Regions from separate parts of the Homo sapiens genome. Here region 1 is linked to region 2. Evidence: chromatin loops called from intact Hi-C (ENCODE). Cell type or tissue: OCI-LY7. All regions are shown on one strand.

What was found. Hi-C counts contacts between places; a loop is a spot of excess contacts. Peaks named below come from ENCODE experiments on the same cell type or tissue, not always from the same donor. Only the 100,000 strongest peaks of a DNase experiment are listed, where the experiment ranks them.
Region 1: a loop joins it to region 2, with 2.1 times the contacts of the local background. A loop is called at or near these places in 2 of 110 quality-filtered maps.

The regions. Positions count from the first base shown.
Region 1 is chr7:50,334,860-50,337,359 of GRCh38, forward strand. The region is part of intron 3 of IKZF1 (IKAROS family zinc finger 1); the gene reads left to right. Among named protein-coding and RNA genes, the nearest start is that of IKZF1, 31 kb to the left of the region's middle. In OCI-LY7, a CTCF peak has its summit at 1,064; DNase peaks (open chromatin) are centred at 1,062 and 1,352; H3K4me3 peaks cover 1,027 bases; H3K27ac peaks cover 2,242 bases.
Region 2 is chr7:50,417,169-50,419,668 of GRCh38, forward strand. No RefSeq gene overlaps it. Among named protein-coding and RNA genes, the nearest start is that of FIGNL1, 32 kb to the right of the region's middle. In OCI-LY7, CTCF peaks have their summits at 1,060 (motif pointing left) and 1,263; a DNase peak (open chromatin) is centred at 1,063.

The sequences.
Region 1 (2,500 bases), 82 kb before region 2:
GTGTGTGTATGGGATGTGTAATGTGTGGTGTGTGTGTGTGTATGGGATGTGTGGTGTATGGTGTATATATGTGTATAGGATATATGGTGTGTATGTGTGGTGTGTGTGCAAGTAATATGTATATGTGTGCAGGATATGTGGAGTGTGGTGTATATGTGTGTATTGGATGTGTGGTGTGTATGTGTAGTGTGTGTGGTGTGCATGTGTGCATGGGATGTGTGGTGTGTATGGGATATATGGTGTGTGGTGTGTATATGTTTATGGGATGTGTGGTATGTATGTGTGATGTGTATGTGTATGGGATATATGATGTGTATGGGATGTGTGGTGTGTGGTGTGGATATGTATATGGGATGTATGGTGTGTATGTGTGTGAGATGTGTGGTGTGTATATGTGTTGTGTGTGAGATGTGTGGTGTGTATATGTGTTGTGTATGTGTATGGGATGTGTGGTATGTGGTGTGTATGTGTGTATGGGAGGTGTGTTGTGTATGTGTGTGTGGGATGTGTGGTGTGTGGTGTGTATGTGTGTATGGGATGTGTGGTGTGTATGTGTGGTGTGTATGTGTGTATGGGATGTGTGGTGTGTGTGTGGTGTGTATGTGTGTATGGGATGTGTAGTGTGTATGTGTGGTGTGTATGTGTGTATGGGATGTGTGGTGTGTGGTGCATAGTGTGTATGTGTGTATGGGATGTGTGGTGTGTGGTGTGTATGTGTGTTGTATGTGTATGGGATGTGTAGTGTGTATGTGTGTTATATGTGTATGGGATGTGTGGTGTGTATGGGATGTATGGTGTGTATGTGTGTATGGGAAGCGTGGTATGTGGTGTGTATATGTTTATGGGATGTGTGCTGTGTATATGTTTATGGGATGTGTGGTGTGTATGTGTGTATGGGATGTGTGGTGTGTCTGTGGTGTATGTGTGCACATGCATGTGGCAGCTGAGCCACTGGGGTGTTTGCTGTGCCTGGGAGCAGGCCATGTGGGTAGGTAGGCCTGGCTCTATTGATTCCTAGCTGTTGGCCCTGGCAGGTGGCTCTGCTGTTCCTTCATTGTGAGGTGAGGGCGCCCCCTCACCCGATCCTGGCTGTCATGTCTGTGAAGCCTGACCCAGCAGGGCACAGCATAGAGGGCTGTCCAGAGCAGCTGCACTGATATCATCATCATCTGCATTTTGGCCTGCTCCATGTCTGACATTCCTGTTAAGCAGGTGGCTTTAGGGAGAAGCATTGACACACTGACCCCTACAAAAAGCTTACAGTTCCTCAGTGATAAAACACAGGGTGCAGCCCGTGGCCAGGCTGGGTCCCCGGAGAAGACTCAGTTGGCAAACGCCATGTGGTTGCCACAGCTGGAAGCACTGGGGGAGGAGGAGCCCTGCCTGGCCCCGGCGGGGGCAGGGGGAGGGTGCAGGGGGAGGGTGCAGAGGGAGGGGATGAGTCATTTTGCCACAGGCACGCATGTGCTGGTGAAGGGGCGTGCGTGGGGACCATGGGTCACATCTCGGCTGTCCCCTTCTTTAGGAAGGGGTGGAGGTGGCAGGAGTGGGGCGGGTTGCAGGCTCAGAGGCACAGGAGGCCCGCACTCGCTCTGAGGCTGAGGAATAAAGGGTGTGGTGCTGGAAAGGGAACCCTCAAACCTGCTGACCTGGGAATAGCCCTTCAGGGGGCCTGTCAGATAGCTCGCCCTTGGGACAGGCGGTGGCGAGAGGCCAGGAGGCCTTTGGTGCAGGAGGGGAAGAAAGGCAGGGAGGGGCGTCTCAGAGGGCAGAGAAGGGCATCTCAGCAGCCCCGTGGTGTTTGCCCCTTTGAGGCGGTTCCATCCGTTGGCTGCATTGTCCACTTCGGTGACTGGGGCCACAGTGATTCTGCTGAATGCAATGGGAACTGTACCCAGAGTAGGGGTTCGCATGAGACCAAGGGATGGTGTCTAGCCACGGAACAGTCTGGAAGGTAGGGATGTAAGTCATAGGGCAAGTTCCATCTGTGGGACACTATCAGCTCAGGAGGGACAGCCAACAAAACAGCAGGACCACAGGGGCCCTGGGGAGTAAATGCCTTTAATTGTCTAAGAGAGGAGCAAAGAAGGAGACAGAGTGAGTTGTGTGATTCGGGTAAAATTTCTAGAAAGAAACATGGCGAGAGGAGTTGCTGGGGACAGGATAATGCCCTAGAAAGAGGTGTCTGGGGGTTGGCGGTGGGTTTCCCACAAGCGGCTCGGTAGGATTGGGGCAAAACCAACCATGTGAGAGGGACCGGGAGCGGCACAGGAGAGGAGGCAGCAGCTGTGGGCTGTCAGGCATCAGGAACCAAGGGAAGAAAGAAGACAAGGAGCTGGTTGGGGTCGGGGGTCACAGGACTAGGGGATGGTATTTACAGGGTAGTCTTTTTAGGAGAATGTTTAAATGTGATTGAAGTCCAGTAAGTGGGAGCTAGCAGAATAGAAAGGATTAAAATCTAACTAGCAGCCCCAGGGTAGGCCGGCGTGAGTCACCTATG
Region 2 (2,500 bases):
CCAGGTTCCCTCTCTCTGTAGCTGATTCTGTCCTTGTACCTCCACTTGAAAAGCAACCCCAGGGCAAGTCAGCCTGGCTGAAGTCTTCAGATTCTTTTTTCAGTGGAGGGGTGCTGGCCTCCACTGGACTCTAGGCACAGGCAAGACACAGCTCTGGAAGGTTCCATCTGAAGGCTGGGGATGTCCCTGCATGGCCCCCATAACCATGCCAGCCAACACAGCCACCTGAATGAGGCAGGCTTCTCTGGGTCCCTACTGCTAGATGCAGGATTTGAGAAAGTCTGACCACTCCTATACTCACGGACACTTAAATAAGGTCAAGTCCCTTTCCTAATTCCAAACTATGCTTGGATAGTTTGTGTATGTTGTGGTGCAGGTGGGGAATCTATATGGCCAATAATAGCCTCGCCTGCTTCTTCTATAAAAGCAGAGACTAAAAAATGCTCATTGTAAGAGGAGTAGGAAGGATTCGATGAGATAAGAGATGTGAAGAGAGCACTTGGTAAATGCCCAAGGTGATCAATTCATTATCAGGCATGATTGTGAGAATAGTTTGCTCTGTGCTGAGGCCTTATGAATACCCTTGGGGGTAACAGAATTCTCAAAAACATGTCAGCTGAAAGAACGAGTCCTTACCTCTCTCCCACATCTCCACTATTTCATTGTGTCTGGTTGAAGCAAGAGAGAACAGTTCACTTAAAAGAGATCAAAAGCACTTTTCACATAGAGGCAAGCATCAGTAAAGCAATTCTGCTGGAAATCTCCCAAGTAATAAATACAGGCCAGAACATTTTTAAAGTTCAATTTATTTAGTATAAAAGTTTTTTTAAAAAGTACAATATATTGAAATAGGAAAATAGAAAGTGAAGAAACTCAAAATTTGAGCTTTTGGGCAAATGAATTGACTGAATATTTCCTAACATCTAAGTTGGAATTCCTTAAAAAGCTGTCAAAATTTAAGGTGGTTTTCATGGAGGGATGGCTAAGACCGCCTCCAAGGCCTTCAGGGAGCAGTGGGGAAACCTAAGAGATGCCCTCCACCTAGTGGTGAAGGAACGCAAGGCTGGCCAGAATGGATGTAGTTAACCAATGCCATTTCCAGGGAGGAGGCGCTGCACCACTGGCCCCTGCAGGCCTAGCCCAGCTCCTCGTGGGGAGAGGGAGAAGCTGAGCCCAGGGCCAGCAGGGAACTTGCCCAGGTCACTTACCAAGTTAAGGGTAGACACAGGGGCTGCCACCCAGGTTGATTCTTTGCTTAGGGCTTGACTTCAAAATTATCCTTAAAATCAGCTATTGCACCTACTCACATCAATTCTTGCATAAACCCTGCTAACATGCAGGGCAGGGATATCTCCCACACCAGAGGGGCTGTACAGAGACCATCACTCTGTGGCCCAGAACCCTTCTGGCCTGGATGGATGCTCCTGTCCTACTCTGGCATGTGGACCCTCCCTGTCTCAGTTGAGCTTCGCCCAGGCCTGAACAAGGGGTGTAAGAACCCTGCATGTGCTAAGAACCCAGCTCAGAATGCACTTTTTCTCCCCCGCTGGCCTCTTAACCGTGGCTGTCGCTGCTGTCTGCCACCTGCACGTGCCACAGCTTGAGAGGCCGTCCTGGAGAGGGTGGAGGAAAGAAAACAGCCCTGGAAGCCAAGAGACCTGGGCTCAAATTCCAGACCTGCAAATTGTGAGTCAGGTGGGCTTGGGCATGTTATTTACTGTCTGCAAGCCCTCATGTTTGCCTATGAAGTTAGACGATAATAATCTCGGCTTTAAAAGGAGGCTGCGAATATGCAATGAGATGGCATAGGAATGACATAAGGCCCAGCACATGGACGTCTTGGAAAAAGGCAGCTCCCTTCCCTGGGCCCCTCAGCCTCCCATTCACTCCCACACCCTCAGTGCTACTTAGATCTTGTCATCTACTTATCAAAATTGACTCACTTAGAAGTGAGTTGGGCTCAGCTTTCAGACAGGGAGGTCCAGGAGCAGCACTGTGGCGAGGACACAACTGAGGGGAAGACAGGCATTCCTCACAGTCTCTAGACCGCACCCCTCTTCCACACGCTTTTCTTTTCCTGTTCTCTCTCCGTGAAACAAGGCATCTTCCACCAGAAGCCTTTACTTCTCTTGTGATGAATCACTTGTATCTTTGAATAGGCAACTAAATTCAAGCAAATCATTCAGCACTGTTGATACCAGTTTTATTCGTGATAGCCAAAAACCAGAGACAACCCAAATATCGATCAACATGGATGGATAAAAACCATGACACATCAATGCAATGGGACACTACTCATCAGTGAAAAGGAATGAATACTGATGCATAAAATGACATGAATGAACTTCAAAATAATTATGTTCCATTAAAGAAGCCAGACAAAAAAGATTCTTTATATAAAATACTAATAGATGAAAACTATTGTCTAGGTCAAGAAAGCAGTTCAGTAGTTGCCTGGGTTGGGGGAAGAGCCATAGGTGGGAGAAGAGAATTTCCAAAG